Linked DNA regions of Mus musculus: region 1 is linked to region 2. The links are chromatin loops, found by intact Hi-C in ENCODE. Cell type or tissue: left cerebral cortex. All regions are shown on one strand. Links, peaks and the distances in the headings refer to the core of each region. The heading gives the core; the rest is flanking DNA. Region 1 overlaps Papola (poly (A) polymerase alpha). Region 2 overlaps Vrk1 (vaccinia related kinase 1).

Evidence for each region. Hi-C counts contacts between places; a loop is a spot of excess contacts. Peaks named below come from ENCODE experiments on the same cell type or tissue, not always from the same donor. Only the 100,000 strongest peaks of a DNase experiment are listed, where the experiment ranks them.
Region 1: a loop joins it to region 2, with 7 times the contacts of the local background. A loop is called at or near these places in 14 of 42 quality-filtered maps.

The regions. Positions count from the first base shown.
Region 1 is chr12:105,830,996-105,841,801 of GRCm38, forward strand. It overlaps Papola (poly (A) polymerase alpha), which reads left to right. Exons shown (of 22, transcript NM_011112.4): 20 at 2,105-2,167; 21 at 3,715-3,789; 22 at 5,770-7,949. The coding sequence ends at 5,865. Among named protein-coding and RNA genes, the nearest start is that of Papola, 52 kb to the left of the region's middle. In left cerebral cortex, for the core only: CTCF peaks have their summits at 5,393 (motif pointing right) and 8,315 (motif pointing right); DNase peaks (open chromatin) are centred at 1,726, 5,396 and 8,314; H3K27ac peaks cover 2,739 bases.
Region 2 is chr12:106,049,409-106,060,214 of GRCm38, forward strand. It overlaps Vrk1 (vaccinia related kinase 1), which reads left to right. Exons shown (of 14, transcript NM_001029843.2): 4 at 1,527-1,596; 5 at 2,352-2,439; 6 at 6,394-6,502; 7 at 6,613-6,705; 8 at 8,435-8,567; 9 at 9,168-9,288; 10 at 10,210-10,268. Among named protein-coding and RNA genes, the nearest start is that of Gm32723, 40 kb to the right of the region's middle. In left cerebral cortex, for the core only: a CTCF peak has its summit at 6,567 (motif pointing left); DNase peaks (open chromatin) are centred at 3,068 and 6,574.

The DNA of each region.
Region 1 (10,806 bases), core at 1,407-9,406, 220 kb before region 2:
GGTCTTTAAGTTTGGCCTAGACCTGAACTGACTATATGAACTCATGATGTGGTCCAGACCAGCTTCAAGCTTGTGGTCTCTCTGTCTACTACTCACTTACCTCCCTGAGCCCCGTGAGTACTAGGGTTATGGGCACGGTCCTCCAGTCCTCGTTTCTTCTACTTATGTCACTAAGTGCTTTTAGAACAAGATCCACTTGGTGTTATTGTTATTCCCTGGTATTTCACTGGATTTTTAAGATCACATCTATGAAAGAATATGAATAAGCTTAGATTAGCCTACTTGATAATAGGGCCCCTGTTCTCACTTTTCAAATACCCTCTTGTTTAAACATGGGATCAAACAAATATAAGATGCCAGGTTAAAGTAACTTGGTGTCTTTTAAATATCCTTTAAAGTACAGGCTTCCTTCTTTTTTCTTTTCTAGAATGTCACTGACTCCTTAAAGCCAGCTAGTCCAATCATAGGACTTTCTAAAGTATAGGGGAGGGTGTTGCTGATGTGTGGGCTGATTGCACACGTGCTCAATGTCTCTTGCAGTCACAAAACTAAACTTAGTCAAAGGTACTAAACCTGGCCTCTCGTGATATTGACTTGGATACGTGTGTTCTGGTACAACCCCCTTAAGTGGATCATTTGTTCTGTTGATATATTGAACATGACTACACATGTTGTATTTCCAGAACTCAGGGCAAGGAACTAGGAGACCAGCGTGAGCCTAATAGTGAGGAGCAAACAGAAACTCCAATCACGTGCATACAGGAAGGTTTTAGATGCTGGGAGTGGTTCAGTTCAGCTTAGTGTACATTGTATCTTAGAGAAAACAGTTTGTTGTATAATATTATATGGCTAAATTAAATACATATGTACTTTAAAAGTTTTCTTTTCAATTTCTCTGTATGTTATACTAATTGAACTTGAGTTCATTTTGCTTAGGTGAAGTACTAAGCCCTTAAAACTTTTGTATATGGAAAATTAAATATGTGGAGAAGTAACAGGTGCACTGTCAGGTGGCTGTGACCTGGTCTCAGCAGAGACCTGAACAGCGTGTTCCCTTTACATGTCTGCTCTCCCGTTTCTTCAGATATACATGAGTATTTGAATGTGTGTCTACAAATAAGGACATACATCAGCCTATATATATCACAGTGGGACCAGTAATCCTAAAGTGTGACCTTTAGTATTTGTTTAGTGACAACAAATGTTTGCTTTTAATTTGTTTCTGAGAAACAAGGCCATTATTAAAATTAGTCTTTAGTAAATTGTTTACTTTTAATTTTAAAGTTACCTGTAGTTTCTTTGCTTTTTAAATATGTATTTAAAATATTAGAGACTAAGTAGATACTGTTGTCTGTGAAGTGCTTGCATAAGGACTAGTAACATGTAAAAAGCCAGACATGGTGGCACATGCTTGGGCTTCTAGTACAGGAGGTAGACTTTCCTAAGGGAGAGAAAAAAAACCAAGGTAGATAGCTCACGTGGAACGGCCTCTGACGTTAACCTCTGGCTTCCATGTGCACACATATACACTTCCCACCTGCACAAACCCACAAATAAATGAATTTTAAGTTCTCTAAGTTAATAAACCCAAGAGAATAGTGCTAGCGTGGTTTTTAGGACCCAAGAAGACCATAGGCCCTGAGTTCGTGTAGGATGCTAATGCTTTGCCAAGAAAAGCTGTGTGTGTCCGTGTGCGTGAGTGTATCTGGGGTAGCTGTGCTTGAGAAAGTAAAAATAATACTCTGTATAAAATGTCCTAGTCCTTTCTGTGCTAACAGGCACGTCTGCTTCCTTCCTGGAGAGCCTGCTGTTCCACGTTCTTAGGGAACTCTCCTCTCCTCAGAAAAACTGCTTCAGGAGCTTTTTGGTTTGGGGAATGTACTTTATGTGATGGGGATTACAAAACAATTTTTATCATGTTTAAAATTCTTTAGTGCTTATTAAAGCTAAGTTAAATTATTTAATCTCAAAAAGCCCCTTTAGAAGAGACTCTGAACTATTTTACTTCCTCTTTATAGTTTTGAAAACTTTATAAATTAAAGCGTTAATTGGCAGATAATCTAAATTTCATTTTGGAGAATAAAGCTTTTTTTTTTAAAAACAGGATGAAACAAGTGAAGATGCTAACTGTCTTGCTTTGAGTGGACATGATAAAACAGAGACAAAGGTATACTAACTTAGCCTTTAGAATGTGCACGGGTAGACGTGCAGGTGTGTGGAGATAGATGCCTGTCCTTGTGGTGCTGAGTCAACTGGAGTGTGTGGGGTTCTCTCTCACTGTTTTTAAGAAGCCTCTTGGTTTTTTTAATGTTAATTAATGCCTAAGTCTGATGGGAGTAGAGCAGTGTAAAACAGGAACTTAGAGTTCAGAGAAAAGGTAAGATGGTGGTGTGCGTGTGGGACTTATGTGTCAGTAGTAAGGGTTGGGAGACATGGGGTGAGAAGGGGAGGGTGCTGCTCTGAGCAGAGGTAAGATAACCTTTGAAGCAGTGATTGCCTAGGCTGGCCGTGAAACTCTAACCTCACTGTTGGGTCTAGCAGTAGGGCTGGGTTAGAAAAACTGTTTGAGAAGGCTTTGGCTTGAGCGGGTTGGGCAGTGAGGAGGACTCTGGTTCCCTCCAACCTAAGGACTGAGAATGACTTCATCTTAGAAAGTGAGATGAGTATGCCAAAGGCTTAACTTTCCCAACTTAGCCAAATTCCCACCAAGAATACTGTAGTAAGTCTCCTTATGATGTCTTTCAAGCTGTGCATGTATACATATACACCAGTGCCTTTACTTTTGATTTATAACGCACTTTGCAGACCGAGAAAAATAGGTTTATGTTATATAATCTGCATATTGACTGTATTGGAATTTTTTTTAATCACACCTTACTAGTTACTTATTGTCAGCAACTGTTTCCATTAAAAACAATTTGCACCTTCCCACTGCAGCATTGGAGTATTGTAAATATCTGCCATTCAGCTCTGCTTATTTAATACATTTTTAAGAACTTGATACATATTCCAAACAGTCCCTGTGAAAGACTCCACTTCTCCCATTCTTGTTAACCCTGTGCAGTTTGTAGGGAAAGCAGTGATGGTTCCTGTGTTCACAGTTTAGAAATATGCTTTTACCTGTATCTTCCTCTGCTTGTGTGTTTTCTGTATGCGAGTGAAGCTGCTGTGGGGTGACACAGTTGTCGCTCTGTTGTCTGCTCACTAATTGGGGCATTGATTATTGGACAGAGGAGGGCAGTAGATAGAGACCATAAGAAAAGGACAATTTACAGCTGTTTGCTACTTTAATTACTTTAATGTGGGGCAGTTTTTGTGCCTCTGAATAGTTTTTATTTACTAATGTTATGCATTTCCCCCACATAGTTAAGGACATTCTTTGGTTTTATGTTTTGTGAATTATTATCTAGGTAACATTTTCTAAAGTGCCTGTGCATACCTTTAATTAGTACTTGTTAAAACATCCAAGTTAGAGCAATTTGGGAACTGTGAGATACTTTGGTCATGCCCTACAATTTGTATCTGAAATGGAGCAATAGATTATAACAGGGCTGGATGACTTGTGATATAATGTAGGTACATCTTTCTCTACCCTCCTGTTGCTAGTTTGTCTTCTTTATTAGCCACCACACCCATTTATGCTCTTTGATTTTTTTTTTTTTTTTCTTTTTTAAAAAAGTGTCTCTTCCCCTCTCCCCATCCTTTGTTTCCCAGGAACAAGTTGATCTGGAGACAAGTGCGGTTCAATCAGAAACTGTTCCGGCATCGGCTTCTCTGTTGGCCTCTCAGGTACTAAGTGTAAAACAAGCATGGAGAGTTTGCTCAGTGGTTTTGATATTAGAGTGGTATATTGATTTCAAATGAAGGCTCATGCTAGACTATTAAATTTTTGTTTGTGGAAGTAGTTAAAGTCTGTAAGTTTTCTGTAGTTTAAAGTTAAAGGCAGGCAGACTATTGATTTGGAGCCATTGCTCTGAGCTGGTAGGAAGCTCTGTCGAGCTCTGACTTGTGACATACATTGGCCCCTCAAACTGGTGGGGCTGAGACTATCCTGAGCTCTGGTGAGGCGCCGGCAAAGGGAATGGAGGCAGCTGTAGGTCTTCCCTTACACCGCAGATCGTTCAGATCCTCACTGTTGTGTGTGATGACATAAATGTTTATTTATAGGTCAAAGGCTGAGAGTGAAACAAAGAACAAACAGTGTTCCGGACCTGTGTGCAAGGCTCAGAGAGATTTTCATTGTATTTATTCATTCACTATGGTGCTTAGCTTAAGTGCTCCTGAACTGCCTTTGGCTCCCTGATATTTTTAATTTTTAAGATGTGTTTCTTTTTCAGTTTAGTTTTTAGTATTGATTTTATTTAGTTATTCTGTAGACAGTCAATAACTCCTTAGAGTAATTGACTAGCGTTAGTGTTGGCTGGGACAGTTCCATATGCACACAAGCAGTCTTGTCTTGCTAATTCACAAACCTTCACCTTCTTTATTTTTCTTCTTGAATCCTTTTAAACTTAAACCAAAGTGTAGGTCAAACGTTGACCCAAAAATCAGTGTCTCCTCATAGCATGTACTAACTAGATTACCTGAGGCGCTGAGCTAGCTGCCAGCCGTGTACTCACCTGTGGCTTAGAGTCTCAGTGCTTGTGGGAAACACACTCTGCCATACTCTGCCAACACCAGTGTTCTACTCAGTTTCTCAAAGTTGTTTGTCTGTATGCTTTCCCTCAGCCTCAGTAGCCAAGAGGTCATCGAATGAGGAGTGTGCTTGTGTTCCTCCACCACATGTTTCCCACTCTGCTGCACTGATTGATTACGTGCCTGCAGCCATGGCGCCCCAGTGGGGTTGGCTTTGAAAGTGTTTTTTTGAGTAGAGTTTTTTTATTCAGTTGTGAAAGGATTTATAAACCAGTCAGACCACCCCAGTTACGCTGTTTTTAGAGAATGTATCTTGTGTCCTGTGATTGAGGGAGGGCCTTTATTGCGGAGGGTAGTGTCTAAATACAGCAGGGCCACGTATTTGAGGTAATCACAGATAATTGGGAGCAGCTTCAGTTTCGCTTCAGAATAATCCTTGGTTGAAGGCCACAGGAAGGAGTAGATTGGCTTTGACTTAACTGTTGCTGAAGCTGGCTGAGACTAATGTGAGACTAATAAATGCTCTCAACTTCTATGCCTGTGTGGAAACGTCTCATGAAACATTTTATGATTCATCTCTGTATTTTGGAATATTAAAGATGCCTTGTAATAAAATTTGTGATACAATTTTTTTTAATTCCCTAAAAGTTGAGTTAAATTATTGTTCAGTTATATAGTTAATTTTATAATTTAGAGTGTCAGAAAATAACTGCTAAATGCTAGCTGTGTGTCTCAGGTGAATGTAAGTGCTTCCTCCACACGAGGGCACTCCGACACCACTTCTTGTTAGAGCAGTTAGTATGGTAAACTGGGCCCAACAGTAATTAAGTGTTATTTTATTAATAATATCTTTCTCTCTCTTGTTCTTTATTTTGTGAAATATATTTTTAAGATTTCTATTTGAAGTTACAAAATAATTTTTGGTAAATCCTGAAAATGTTATTATTTGAAAATGTCTGCAAGTCTAGTTATGTTTATTTGCGCTGCATATTTTCCATTTAAAATTGATTTTTCTTTTTAAATTTGCCTCATAATAAAGCTGCATCCTTTCCTAGGAGTAAGGCGGTGGGACACGCATCCCATTTTAAGTCACAGTGCTTTAAACTGTGGTGTGTTGTTTGCTTTCATTCTCAGAAAACATCCAGTACAGACCTTTCTGATATCCCTGCTCTCCCTGCAAATCCTATTCCTGTTATCAAGAATTCAATAAAACTGAGACTGAATCGGTAAAACCACCTCAGGGTCCATAAACAGTATCTGCCAACTCAACCCGTTGTCTCCAGATGCTTAAACAAAGGAAAGAAAGAAAGAAAGGAAAAGAGGAGATTGGAGGGACAAGACTAGACCTGACTGACAGTGGGTTTAGCTGTTTGGTGGCCTCCCTGCCTTGGGCTCATGAGCACTTGATCAGAAGTCCAGGTTAGTATGCGAAGCCAGGAGTGCTATTATTACTGTGTTAGCGACAGCTGCATTAACTACTCAGAAAAATTACTGCCTTTAAGAAGGAAACAAAACAAAACCCTCGAGCTATGTTTGTATCCATAACTGACATCCGGATCGCGCCTCTGTGTGCTGCATTGTTTGGAAAACTGCAATACAAGCTGGCAGAAGAACTCCTCATTCTGATGATGCACTTTTATGTATTTTTTTTTAATTAGAAAGTAGAACTAATTTTAGATTTTCAGCTTAATGGATTTTCAATTTTTTTTCCCCAAAGAATTTTCTTTACAATTAGTCTTTAAATTGGATACGTTGTGCATTGGTGTACCATTCTGTCCCAGAAAGGGCAGGAGGACACCGAGCTCAGCCCAGTCCTTACGGGCAGCTGTAGCCCTTAGGGTGAATTGTCAATGCTAAGGTATACTTTGGACACTGAAAGAAGAATTAGGCGATACTTGGTTTTGATGAGGTTATGATTAAGCAGTATATATTCCTTTTATTTATAGAGTTGTTTTATAGTGCATACAAATCAGCATTCGGCCAACAAGTGTGGTCTTTGAGCTTTCGCAAGCTCTGTTCTTTTGCCTTCAGTCTGTTAGTCTTCAGAAAGACAGTGCTCCCCCACCCCCTTTTATTTTATTTTTTGCCTTTCTTTTTTCCCCTTTGCTTGTATGCACAAGGTAAGGCTTATTTCACAGAAACCAGAATGCCAGTATTTTCCTAAGCCATGACATGTAACCTTGACCCTGTGGCTGCGTGACACAGACACTAACTTTGGTCCCATGGCTAGAACTTGAGAGTGACTGAAGCCATACCTGTGAAGCATCCCCGGAGGCGGCCCTTTGATCTCTGCGAGGACTTTTGTACACTCCACACAACTCCTGTTCCTGTCTTAGACAAATTGATTTTCATTTTTAAAAGTGGGCAAAAGGCATTTTCTTCCAGATTTTTAAACTAATTTTTATTTTTAACCAGTTTATCAAAATTTGTCAGTGAATTTTACATACAAAAACATTTTAAAAATCATTTCTAGTAAGCACTTGACATTTAGTCAGCTTTCCACTTTTGAATTTTTTTTTTTGTTCTATCAAAAATTAGAAATCTTCTTTAAAGACAATGATTTCTCATAATTAAGTAGCAGAATTCTCGTCCATCTTGTGACATCTGACGGGTGCCAGATGTTGATAAAGTTACTCTTTGTTAATCTGGGTAAAACAGACCTGTAGCAGCAGATCTTTGTATGAGCATGGTTTTTGAATCCTTCATTTCGCTGCATTCTATCACACGTTTGTGCATTTTCATGTTACACTGCAATTACTTAAACTCTCCCCTGTCCTTCCAAATTAATTTCCAAAGTTGGAGTATAGTCTTTCCCCTGAAGCTATGCATTAATTAAGGCTTTCTTTACCACTTACATTGTTTATATACAGTGTTCTACTCTCCACCTCTTGCTCTGCAGTCACCTTGCCCTTCCTCCCACCATTTGAGTAAAGAAGACGGTCCGCTAACAGGTGACATGTACTGGTGTCTGTGTGTGTAGCTTCAGAGTTAGATTGACATCACCAGGCACAGATTTAGTCTTGTCGTTTTGTTTACACATTGGGGAAAAATTCAGTTTAATAAACGTTCCATGTAACTGCATCCAAGTTTCACCAGGCTGGAGACGTGGATCTTTTCTGTGTAGTGACTTTTTACTTCTAGTTTCCATAACCTGGAGATCAGACTGTTGCTTTCGCATGATGTAAGTAGTGTCTCATGACTGGAGTTTGCTTTGTTTTATAGTATCTGTACTCCTTGTATTTTTCAAGAGCTATTTTGTAAACAGATGATGTATTTCTCCATTGAAAACACAATAAAAAAAAAAACAGCACAAATCCCATAGTTGGCTGGTTTCTTTTGACTCTCTCTCTCCCTCTCCCCCTTTCAGCAATCTAATTAATTAGTTCTACATACAAATATATGGTGTGGCCCCAAATGAAGATTGGAATTTAATGTGCTTATATTTGGCAGGTTTGTTTTAGGTTAGCCTATTTGTAACCCAGTACTAATGTGTCACACGATAGCAGGCAATGTTGTTAACCTAGATGATCGTTAGGGAGAAAAGGGTGGTTATAGCTACCACTAACTCACTCTGAACAATTCCATTTTCTACAGTAGTGTTCTGTCTAGTCTGAGCACTGTACATTTCCCGGTACTGATGCATATGGCTCTTTCATGCCTCTACTTTCATTTCTCTGTCAGCAGGTGGCACTGTTGTTTTTCAGTAGGTTTATAATTGTGTCTTACAGCTTGAATCTTGTTTATTTTACTGGATCAAATTCTGACATTTTTCTTAAATCCTCACACACATTGCGTAAAAGAGAAGTAGACTGTTTTAAGTTTGTGATGGCCAACTTTTAGGGATGATTATCTTAGTGTCTTGAGTGTGTGTGTGTGTGTGTGTGTGTGTGTATGTATGTGTATGTGTGTATGTGTATATATGGGGGGGGGGAGGGAGTTGGGGAGGGGGAGAGTGTTTTCCAAAGGGTTAGCAGCTATGCAGAGTCTCTAAAACCCCAAATGCTTAGACCCTTCATTGAGTTGATGACCTTGGGGCTACTTCTTACTGAAGTAGAATAGAAGTTTGAGACTTATTCAGCAAAAGTGCAAAATGGTAAGGATTTCTCAGGGCTCCATCACTAACACCTCCAGGATTGAGCTTGCCTTCCTCCTACCCTGGTAGACAACAGAAGTGGGACTGGACCCTGCTTCCTGGGATTTGTCACCCATGTAGCTCATAGGTATTTTCCTGCATTTTGCTGAATTAGTAAGACATAATTGAACATTGAGTGCTTGTGTCTCAGGTACAGTCTGGACTAAAGCTTTTTTATTCCTAGTTAGCACCTCTGTTTTCTTCTCTGCACAGAAAAATATTTTAAAGCTCTGCATAATGTTAATTCTGGCCGAGTACAAGGTGACAGCAAACGATCAGCAACGCACAGTAGTGGCTGACATGAAAGGAACATTCACGCTCTGCACACTGTAGGCTGACCCACGAGACCCTAGCGTGCTTGTGTGCCAAATTGTTCTCTAAAGGCATTGCACACGCATTTGCATCTCTTTGCCTATTTTAACCCTAACAAAAATCAACCAAACTATGAAAATGAGTTGCCTTTTGGCCTGGGCTGTATGCTTTTTTTTTTTTTTTTTGTTTAGTTCACATTTCTATTAGCTTTCTTTACGCCCAAACCGCAAATAGATGCTGTTTTGACTCAGACCTGAGCTTGGTAAATGAGGTAGTCCTTTGTTCTGTGTTCTTGTAACATGGCCTTCAGGTATACACAAACAAGTGAGCTTTAGATCTGTGTGGTATTTCCCCTCTCTACCAACTTAAAAATTGTTGTTATCCTCCCGAGGATTAACATTGGGAAGAAAAAGGTAAAGGATTATGTTCTTTGGCAAGCTGGGGCCAGAACCTGGGTCTTCACCACGTGACAGGCAAGCACATGACTTCTAAGCTGCACTCACAACCCAGGCTACTGTCGTTCGTGATTAACAGTGATGGAGACTAGTAACAATGTTTGCTCGGTCTTTTACAAAACCTCCCCCCCCCCGCCCCCTTTTTAAAAGATTTATTTATTATATGTAAGTACACTGTAGCTGCCTTCAGACACGCCAGAAGAGGGCGCCAGATCTCGATACAGATGGTTGTGAGCCACCATGTGGTTGCTGGGAATTGAACTCAGGACCTTTGGAAGAGCAGTCAGTGCTCTTAACTGCTGAGCCACCCCTCCAGCCCACAAAACCCCCCTTTAAAAGATACCCTGTTACAGCTCTTACAACTCTGTTGGCCCCATGTGAATGATGGCATGTGTAATCCCAAGGCACGGTGTGAGAATTCAAGTGGGTGGGTCACTTCTGCCTGCCTTGGGTTCTCTTCCTCAGAGAACTGCCTGTGTCTCCCCTGATCTGGTAATGTCATAGTTGCTGAGCAAATGACACTGTTTGTTGAAAGTACACTTTCCTTTTCCTTGTCCCAATCCTAGGCCTTTCTTTTCTTCTTTTTTAATGTTAGCATTTAATGAACTTTCTTGGGATGTTTCAAGCCACCAAGATACAGGCATCTCCAATACGTCAATCTTCTCTTAAGCTTGCGTGCTGAAGGATTTGACCTTCACAGTGACAGACTGCTGAGAGAGCGTTCCCTTCCCCAGAACCTTGTCTTAGCCTGATTGCCCAGCATCAGCGACGTGAGCTCCAGGTTTGACCACTGTTGACAGTTGGGCAGAGGCTCTGGCTCCTCTGTTAAGTAGTGGTGCCAGCACACCACCTTTTCCCAAAGCCACCTCGCTGATACTCGTCGAGGTTGATCCTGTGGTTATATGTGTGCCTCCCGTCTTCTGACGCCTCCTGGGCGCGCTGAGCTGGTGTGGCTATGTCTTGCCTCATAGGGGCCCCAGAGTTTCCAGGTCTTCCTCTGGATGGTGTGGTGGCATCAGAAGGAAGAAAAAGAGGCATCCAAGAAGAGGTAGCAGGTGTGGGGGCGGGCCCTAGGCCTATTCCTGAAAGGACGGTTGTGTTCAGACTAGAGAATCCCCAGCGTGTCAGTAATGACTGTACGTGCCATTTTCTTCTAGGTGAGAGCATGTCTACAAAGACTACAGCAGCCTGTATTGATCTCTTGCCTTGGCCTCCAGAATGCTGGGACCATGGTGCACCAGCACTCCTGGCTCATACAGCAATTGTTTTATG
Region 2 (10,806 bases), core at 1,897-9,896:
TTCACTTTCTTCATTTTTCACACTGATTCTGTGACTTACTTGGTCATAGACTGGAAACATTTGCTTCCATGTCTGGCTTCTGTTGCTGCTAGGAAGGGAGCCACAGGTGTGGGAGAGTTTCCTGCATAGCACATAGCTCGGCATTCACATCTGTGTACAGATATGATCCTGTGGGGCTTGGTGACATGCTGAGCCCTTGAACACCACTCTCTGAGGCTGAGCTGTACACATATGGCGAACTGCCCACGTTCTTTCTGATCCGAGTGTTGGCCATTTTTGGCTTAAGTGTTCCCTGTGGCTAAGTACTGTGTGATTGCAGATGAGCAGAGTCCTGTAAAAGCATGTTACCTGGAGATACCCGTCATTTGAATTCCTGTACATCTGAGCTGATAGAATTATGTGTGACAAAGGGTTTAATTGACACTTCAAGGACCAAAATTAACTTCTGTAGTTGTTGAGGTTTCCTCAATGAAGAAGAAGTGGGTGGATGTTATTTTCATCATTTGGAGCAGATACCTCTGAAGTGGAGAACACACACTGTCATGCCATAGCTCAGGTCTGCTGGTTCCGATGAGCTCTGAGTCCTTAACTCCAGCCGTGTGGGTCTTCTGTCCCAAGTATTTTGCTCAGATTAGTTTAGAAATCTTTGCTTTCATGTTTGAGGTTATTACTGTTTTTAAACCAGTATAAAATATCAAACATTAAGTAAATACTATTTTATATCAATCAGTCACACAAAATTAACTATTTAAAGAGACAACAAAATTATAAGTGACTTCTTCCCAATATTTGTTAAACAATATGAAAGTCCTGAAGAGCTCTTATCTCTTGTTGTGTGAAATACCTCTTTTGTAAATGTCTCTCTCTTTCTCTTTTTTCTTTTTTTTTGGTAGATGTCTTTACAAATAATTCAAATGGTCCCTTGAAATGGGAAATAGGGGTTGTCTGGTCAAGTTGGGGAAAACAGTTATTTAGCACCAGTTTCTTTTTGATTTAAAAAAAAAAAGACATAAAATTGTTGGTCTGAGAAAGAGGATTCAGTACTAGAAAGAAGGCGCACTGCGGTCTCGCTCTGCAATGCAGATGATCCTCCACTTGCATGAAGTAGCGAGAGTCACTGTAGGGCAAGGCAAGGGAAGGGATGGGATTCTACCATTAATTGGCTAAGTCAGGTGTTGGAATTCTATTAAATCTTTGAACTGCCTTGTAGCCTCTTAGTGGTGATACACTTAGCATGATTGGTGGCCTTTGCTTAATAAAGATGAAAATTAGCTTAAACATTTGTCTTAAACTTCTGCAAAGACTGAACTGTGTTTCTGATTTTGTATAATGTATCAATTATGAAAGTTGAGCTTACGAGAAAGAAAAATTATTGTGAGAACATATAAAGCATTTGTAAGGAGTTTTAATAGTTTGTAAATTTAAGTATCAAAGTTATATTGTGTTTGTAGGAAAATTAGATTTACTCTATTTTGAAAGCTCAATGTAAATAGTTCAATAATTTTAATTGACTCTTGTATTCTAAGGAACCCAGTGACAATGGACCTCTTTTCACGGAATTAAAGTTCTACCAGAGGGCTGCTAAACCAGAGCAAAGTAAGAAGCAATAAGCACGCTTGAAATTGTTTTGTTAAAGGTTTAAACGTTTTAAAATAAGTAGTTTACCTGGCTTTATTTCACAGTGCTGAGGTAAAGTGCCATGTCCTATGTCTCTGTTTTCATTTGCTTTATACATGAACACCAATCAGATGATATTTGAGTGAGTCCTTCTGATGTACGGATGTATTTGCCCTAGGGTCTGTGGGCATGTGAAATAATCAAGGCTTTGCAGCTCAAAATACATGAACGAACCTAGTCCCCAGGTGTGTGTAAGGCCTCTGACTTTTGAGCATCGATAGCTCCTGAGGCGGGAGCTGGCCTGGCCCTGGGCTGCTGCTCTCAACTGTGTTCATCTGAGGCCCCAGTGAGGGAGCAGGAGCCACTCCCGAGTCTTGCAAGGGGAGAAGAGATGTAGACACTGAAGGAGACAACCCTACACTTCTAGAGTTTGGGGTGACAGTCATTCTTCTTGTGGAAGCAAGCACACTCCGTGACTAGGAGGTGACCCGAGGGACAGTGCTATTGTGTACTTTAAAAATGGTCTCATAGATGGGCAGTTTCAAGATAGGTAACAGCAGGGTGCTGTTTCTGTAGATTGGTAAATTTTCTAGTTGGACTTTGTGTGGGTTATCCTGTTTTATGACTCGAGGTGGTTTTGTTGCCCATATAAGTATGCTCTGTTCTTAGATATTTGTTCTGAAATGACCATTTACATAGCAGTTGAAATCATAGGCCTCTCTTTTAACTTCTAGTTCAGAAATGGATTCGTACACATAAATTGAAGTACCTTGGTGTTCCTAAGTATTGGGGATCTGGTCTACATGATAAAAATGGAAAAAGGTAAAAATCTCCATTTTGAGCATTTCCTGTTGAGTTGGGTTAGTGAGGAGTTACTTGCGGAGCACCCAGAATGTCTGTGCTTCTGGACTGCAGGGCAGTGGAGCGGAGGAGTAAGATCTTCTCTCTGTTGTTCTCAGTACACCACAGTGTCAGGGGCCTGTTAAATGGGGTGCTAGTCTAACCTGTGGACTCTGTGGACAGGAACAGAGTACACCCTCCCTCTCCCGCTCTTTATGCCAAAGAGCCCTCAGGATCCCGTTTATATCTCATGTTGAATGCCTAATCTTTCAAGGAAAGTAGGGTCTTGTTCTTTCTGAGGGCTTTAGTCTAGTAGTTAGAGGTGAGAATCATGGAGAGAGAGCATTTCTGAACCATGCTTGCTCACTAACCGTTCTCTTAGATGTCTTAGGAGTCAGAGTTAAGAAGTCCTTAACACTTTTGTGCAGCCTGCTCTTGTGAAGTATCTGAGTCGATGAGTTAAGCTTCATGGAGCAAAGCGTGTAGGAGACTGAAGGCCAGGCTGAGTTAGAAACTGGAGGCTGGCCTGCAGTTAGAAAGGCGTTCCCAGTGAGTAAAGGAAGGCTGTGATTCAGCTGGCTTAAGCAGTCATCAAAGGCCGGATTCCATGCCTTGCAGTTTTGAGCTAGAGTCTTGATTTCCAAACTTAGCTTCAAGTTACTGTAGAGCCTTGGCTGGCACAGACTTCAGTCCTCTGGCCTCGTGAGTATGTGTGGGTGCATCTCTGCCTGTCTGCACAGTTTACCGTCATGGTGCCGTTACTCTCAGTTTCTTTTTGATGTTATTGGAAGACTGCTCTGTTTCTGGACAGACACAATGCCTAGTGTCAAAAATGGGTGCCATTGTCTTGTGAGTTTCCCTTTCCTATGAAGGAAACTTTTGTGGCGTCCTATGCAACTTTCTCATACATTTTCATGGTCACAGTTTTATAATTCTTATGCTTAAACCTGCCGCTGGCAAGATCCAAGTAGTCACACAAGTGTCTTGGTGAAAGACAGTATTGAATGGAAGAAGTTGGAATGCCCACGCCAGATTAGTGCTGTGTTAGCAAAGACTTGAGAATAGCAGGGTTTTCATAGCTGTGAAGAGACATCATGACCAAGGCAACTCTTACAAGGACAACATTTAATTAGGGCTGGCTTACAGGTTCCGAGGTTCAGTCCATTATCATGGGGGGAAGCATGGCAGCATCCAGGCAGGCATGGTGCTGGAGGAGCTGAGAGTTCTACATCTTGTTCTGAAGACAAACAGGAGAAGATTGAAGACTCAGGCAGCTAGAAGGAGGGTTTCAAAGCCTGTCCCCACAGTGATACACTTCCTCCAACAAGGCCACACTGTCTATTAGTGCCATTTCCTGGGCCAAGCATATTCAAACCATGACAGGTAGCCATTGTAGGCCTGCCAGGTTTATTTACTAGAGAACCATTCATGTTTCAGGGAGTCTGGGCTCCCTGAAATCTTACATTTTTTGTTACAGGTGGTTTTACTGGAACAGTGTACTGTGGGGTGATAAGAGCCAGAGAGAGGCGATGGGCAGAAGGACAGCTGTATTCAGAGGGTGCTGCTGGCAGGAGCTTTAGTGTAGTAAGAACGGGTGACTGCAGCTGAGCAGGTGTGCAGCAGGGTCTCGGTGATTGTCAGTGATGGTCAGTCCTTCTCAGTCGAAGTGGACATTTGCTAGACCTTCCTCAGTGGAGCTTGAGACTCAGACTAGTCATGGGTGAAGTGTTGACTGTTAGGTTGAAGCACTAAAACCAATCACGCACGCATGTACGTCTTTCCGAAGGAAAGCAATAGAAAGAGTCCTTCTCCTGGCCTAGCCTCCTCCCCTGCCAGCGGCCTTAGTTTTCCTTAATTTGTATTTGAGTGACGGGAGGGATAGGTAGCTTAGAGCAGTGTGAGGATCGTAGAAAGACTCACTGTTTTCATTTGGAACTGATTGATATTTTCCTATTAACTGAAGCATTTAACTAAGTCCCTCAAAAAAGAAAGCATCAGAGACCTTACCTGATAGACATTCTCAGAAGTAGCTTCACTCTGTCCCAGAGCTCTCTGAGGGAATGTGCTAACAGTGTGTGTGTGATGATGAGGGAATTTTAGGGGCCATTTAGAGTTAGTGGCAGGGTGATCTGTGCATAAAAAACAAAGACCAGATGCCGGGCGTGGTGGTGCACACCTTTAATCCCAGCACTTGGGAGGCAGAGGCAGGCGAATTTCTGAGTTCGAGGCCAGCTTGGTCTACGAAGTGAGTTCCAGGACAGCCAGGGCTACACAGAGAAACCCTGTCTCGAAAAAACTAAAAAACAAACAAAGAAACAAACAACAAAAACAAAGACCAGTGAAATCTACATTAGTGGTTCCTGTGTTGAAGCAAACAATATGTTTATCCTCTTCCAGACTGTGCTCGCTAGTTTTTTGTCAATGTGACACATGCCAGAGTTACCTGAAATGAGGGAACCTTAATTGAGAAAATATGTCTAAAAGACCTGGCCGTAGGGCATTTTCTTAATTCGTGATTAATGAGGGAATGCCCAGCCCTTTGTGGGTGGTGCCACCTCTGGGCTGCTGGTCCTGAGTTCTATAAGCAGCAGTCTGAGCAAGAAGCCATGAGAGCAGGCCAGTAAGCAGCAGCCCTCCATGGCCTCAGCATCAGCTGCTGCCCCAAGTTCCTGCCCTGTGTGAGTTGCTGTCCTGACTTTTCTTTGATGATGAAGAGTGGAAGTGTAGGTTTTTGGTCATGGTGTTTGGTTGCAGCAGTAGTAATAACCCTAAGACACAGACTGTTGGCAAAGGTTATTTGTTATTCAGAGTATTGTACTGATTACACAGGTTAACAAAAGTGTGCACCCTACTCTTCTCTCAGCTTTGCCCAACTTGCCATACTCAGGATATTGGGAGGACACATGGCTGCACAGGTCAGGGTAGCAGGAATCTTAACACACATGAATATATTTTGCTTCTACTTGATAGTGTGACTGTGACATAGACTTTATGTGCTAAGACATTAAAAGATACATAGACAGACTCTCTAATGAACAGGGCCCTAGGCTTTCCATTACCACACTGTCTTTTCATTTAGCTGGCTGCTCCTTCCTTGGAAGCTCCTGTAGTTTACCATCATGAGCCTGACTGCTGTGTCATGAGCATTCCATGGCAGGGTTTGTCCTGTGTCTATGTCAGCGATTTACATAGACGGATTAGGATTTGGACAGCTGTTGAAGGTGACGGTGATGCTCAGAGGAGCTGGGCAGTGTCCTCGCAGGACTCCAGCGCATCTCTGCCCTCCTAGAGTTTGAGACCCTGGGAAGGATGAGACCTGCCTCCTCTATCCATTTCTCCAAAAATTACGGCCCCAGGAAGTAATGTCACCTGGTCCAGCTGACATGGGAGGGGGCTGGCAAAACAAACAAACAAAAATCTTCATTTTTGTAGGGTATTCCTTTTGCAGATCTGACCATTGAATGTTTTACACGTAATTGCTTAATACCATTTGGTCAGTTTTACTGAATGTAGTTTGTAAGCCATCTCTTGACAGCCTAGATTTAACAGAATATTGTTGAAATGTACCTTAAAAATGGAGGTGCAGTCAGGAGAAAGAAGCAATTGTCTAAAAACAGCAGTTAGCTGTGAGAAGCCAGGTGGCTGTGTTCCATTGTAGATGAGTGTTGGATTCTGGCTGGGCACTGTCGTAATTCGAATGCTGTCTCCTATAAACGAGCTCAGTCCAGGGCAGGATGACGAAACGTTCTGAATTCTCGAGATTTCTATGTAGTTGAGAGAGATTCTTCATGGTATGGGTTTGCGCCCCTTTCCTCCTCGTTTATAATCTATAGTACTGCCTTAGTTAGCATTAACTTGACCTAACTGAAGGGGAATAGTCATTGCAAGGACATGTTCCCAGTTATTCCCTCACTGACATTCCTTGTTTGTCTTCAGTTACAGGTTTATGATAATGGACCGCTTTGGGAGTGACCTTCAGAAAATATATGAAGCAAATGCCAAAAGGTTTTCTCGGAAAACTGTATTGCAGCTAAGCTTAAGAATTGTATGTGAGCTATGCTCCTTGTGAATACAGTAAGGGCTGGTTTCCGCTGAAGCTCAGCCCTCTGCTGGCCATGTTAGGTACTGCACTAACTCACTGTGTGTTCTCTGTAGCTGGATATCCTGGAGTACATCCATGAGCATGAGTACGTGCACGGGGACATCAAGGCCTCCAACCTGCTCCTGAGTCACAAGAACCCTGACCAGGTCCTTAGAACTGCAGCTTTTACTGTTGTAACTTGTGCTGCTTGGGAGCAAGTGGGGCACTCTGGGCTGAACCCCACAAGCTCCGAAGTAGATAAGCTAACAATGCCCTTTCTCCAGACACTTGTATCCAGTTGCCATTCTGTATTTTTGTTGCAGTTTGCTGGCACTTTATCAAGTTGGCTGTTTTGCTCTACATAATATTTGGAAGTGCTTGCTACAACATGCATTTCAAATAGCTGTTTGGGGTGAAGCTTAAACTATAAAGTACACCAGCGAGTTAGATCTGCTGGTCCACTTTGTCACCTTCATTACTTCTTGTGTTCAAAAACTCCATCTGACATAAGTGTCTGTTATTTGGAGAACTTGGTCTTTAATGTGGGGTCAGTTCAGTTGTCAGTGACAATAAAGGCTGCTTAGTGTCGCCTCTTGATCTTGTGTAAGAAGGAGGTTTTGAGTGCTTGGCTCAGGGAAGTGATCTGTCAACATTCTCTGCTTTTTGGCTTTGCATACGGTTTCCTTCTTTTGATTCCTTCCTTTTCTGCACAGGGTGTTTGCTTTTGCTCTATAGGCTCTGGTGAGCCTCAGGAATCAGTGTAGGGCACCGGGAGCAAGCTGCTGTGCTAGGACGCTCTGTGAGGTGGGCATCCTCAACCATCTCATTCAAGCTGTTTCCCTGAGCACAGCCAAGAGCCTGAGCGAGCGGTAAAGCTCCCTTTACTTTAGCTGGAGTAGGAAGGGCTTGCAGAGCACTATTAGAAACCAACTGCTGTTGGTTTACACGTGACTGATGGGAGCAGCTTCTGTCCACACGGCAGCCGTGTGCGGCTCTCCTGCCTTTCTGACCTGCTCTGTGGATGGGGTTACTCTCTCAGGCTGTGTCCATCTTTGTGTTCACATGCACATGCGTTCATGCGTTGTGACAGAACCAGGTGCATGCGTGGCCGTCAGACGGAAGCCACTTGTCCCAGTGTTGTATGCTAGTCACAACAACCAGCTATGCCCATAGCATTACTCTGTTTTTTTGTTTGTTTGTTTATTTGTTTTTTAAGTTAGCTTTAATCTGGAAGACCAGAATGTAATATGTAGTATTTAAGATGCAGGTAGAGGCCTGATCTAAGAGTTTTGAAAGTTATTATAGCCCTTGAATCATTTTATGAAGTACATAGGCATTTGACTATTTTACGAGAATCAAGAGTAGAAGAGAGCTGTTGTATTGTGTGCTAACAGTATTCATATCCCTTTTCTTTGTGGAAAGGGTCTTGAACATTTCTATTTTGTTGTAGTTTGGTTCTAGACTCTGTAAGAGAAACTGACCATCTGTAAGCCTTGCCCATGGAGACAGGATTAACTACTTTAGCACACACTTTCCTAAGAAAGCATGCAGAGGGAGCTAACACTGGAGCACTGTGGCCTTCTGGGCATTTAACACTTATTAAAAGTCAAACCTTCCTGGGTGGGAGGCTGGGAATAGCTTAGTGGTAGCTCAGCAGCAGCAGAGCTCCTGCCTAGCTTGTGTGAAGCTTTAGGTGCGACCCCCAGCATTGCAGAGTAGGTGGGGGGAGACTCAGGACTTGCTGGAGTGCTCAGTTTAGATTTGACTTGCTTCGAGAGCTGCTGTTTGCCCTTGTAGGTGAATCGACCTCCAAGGGATTGTATTTTATTTCAGTACTTTTCTGGTAATTCATGTGCATTGATTTTTGTCTCTAATTTGGTTCTTGAAAATTTATAGGTATATTTGGTAGACTATGGCCTTGCTTATCGGTACTGCCCAGATGGAGTTCATAAAGAGTACAAGGAAGATCCCAAAAGGTGCCATGACGGCACCCTGGAGTTCACCAGCATCGACGCTCACAAAGGCGTGGGTATGTCCACAGTGGCCTGTGGTGTGCCTCCACAGTACTCATGTTTCTGTCTGAATGCTAAGTAAACACAGACTGATAGAGAGTACGGGAAGAGTGATGTGGAGAAGGAGGCCTGAGGTTTGGCTCCTGTACTTGAGTGAGGGCCCTTGGGAGTGAGGGCCTCTGGTCTTCAGGGGTACCAGACTGTACTTAGGACTCACACAGCTTAGCTCTGCACTGCTTTGTTTTCTAGTGTCTGGGTTCTCTGTGGCTTATGTTTTGTATAAGCTAGCTTAGCCCCTTCTCTGCCCTTTGCTGTGGAGGACATATGGAGAGTGTCCAGTATGTGAGTGTCTCCCAAAGACAGCTGGGTGTGAGGTGGCTTCAGACTTTACTTTCTAGACCAGGGGTAGCAGTTTCAAACCCTAAGGCTCATCAGTTTGGGTTCTAAGTAAGTCATTACTTGGAGAATAAAGGTTTGTTTTACACAGCCCACTGTTCAGTGATTTTATTATACGCAGGCAAATGTTTCTGCTGCAGGTTAGACCTGAGTGGACTGCTCCGTCTTGCTGTTTTTCTGGAATGCTGTCTCACCATGTTAATCTCCTGTTCTGTTTGTAGCCCCATCAAGACGTGGTGATTTGGAAATACTTGGTTATTGCATGATCCAGTGGCTCAGCGGCTGTCTTCCTTGGGAAGATAACTTGAAAGATCCTAACTACGTTAGGGATTCCAAAATTAGGTAAGGGCCAACTTACATTGTTTTGGGTTGCATGGTGATGTGGCAAAAGAAATACCCCTTTTAAAAACATTTTTGGGGCTGGTGAGATGACTCAGTGGGTAAGAGCACCCGACTGCTCTTCCGAAGGTCCAGAGTTCAAATCCCAGCAACCACATGGTGGCTCACAACCATCTGTAACAAGATCTGACTCCCTCTTCTGGAGTGTCTGAAGACAGCTACAGTGTACTTACATAATAATAAATAAATCTTAAAAAAAAAATTTGGTTTTTTGTGAATTTTATATGATGCACCCCAATCCTACTTATCTCCCCCTCTCCTTGTACCCACTGTCCACCCTTGCAAACCACCCCCCCTACCCCCACTTCTTAATTCTGGTTTCTTGCTGGAGTCCTTTTGATATCCTGTCGCTGCCCTGTGTCATGGAGATCCCATAGTTTTGGATTTGTAGGACCCGCCCCTTCTGGACTCCAGCAGGTCATTGATGGGGTAGATTTGGGGTGGGGCAATTCAAAGCCCTGCATTTGGGCTCTTACCAGGGCCACCTCCACTCTGCTGCCCAGAGGATGTGCAGGGCCCGATCTCCTGAGTGTTGCAGCTGGTGTGGGACAGGGCCAGCTCTCCTGCCTGCCACAGATGGTGAGGGAGGCACAGATTCTGTCAGAGTTTCTTGACAGTTTCTTTGGAGTTTTAAATTCTCTAGATTATATTTTATTTTATTTATTTTATAGGCAGTGCGTTGTTGAGCAGCCCTCCTGCCCGAGTCAGCACACCTGGCAGTGATTTAAGTAGAAGGTGCAGGTTAGATAGCAGGACTATTGACTTTGCTGTTCCCCTCAGACACACTGCCTGCTGAGATGTGTCCTGTTATTGAAGGCTCTTGGGGACACACTTGTAACTAAGGACTCCTTCCTTCCTCCACAGATACAGAGACAACGTCGCAGCTTTGATGGAGAAATGCTTTCCTGAGAAAAATAAGCCAGGTAGGGGAGGCTCCCATAGACCTTCGTACAGCTTTTGTTTTCTGGGAGGAAAAGCCCTCGGCCTGTGTGTGAATTGGGCATTTCAGTTGCTGCTGTTGGAGGTGCATGGCGAGCTGGGCAGTGAGGCTGGAGCCTCATACAGCTGCCCTTAGCTTTCAGGAATGGAAGTGTGTTGTGTTCACTGCGGCAGTGGCTATGGAGTTGTTTTGTGTACTGGAGTGCTGTCAGTGCAGGCTGTACCAGACCCGTCCCTGAGCATGGCTAAGGATGTAACAGGGATTTCTGTTAGCGCATTATACTGTTAGTGCTGTGGAGAATAGGAAAACAGGGAATGGAACTGGGAATGTGGAGAAGGCACAGAGAGTAGGGAGGGGGATGTAAGTGTTGGTCAGAGAGGCCAGGGACAGCCTTGCAGCAGCTGAAGGAGGTGCTGTGTGGAGGCTGGGAAGACGGTGTGAGGCCTGCGTTCTTGGTCATCATGGGGTCATTGGCTTTTACTTTGATTGAGAGTCTACAGCTTGAAATAGGAGAAGGTGCC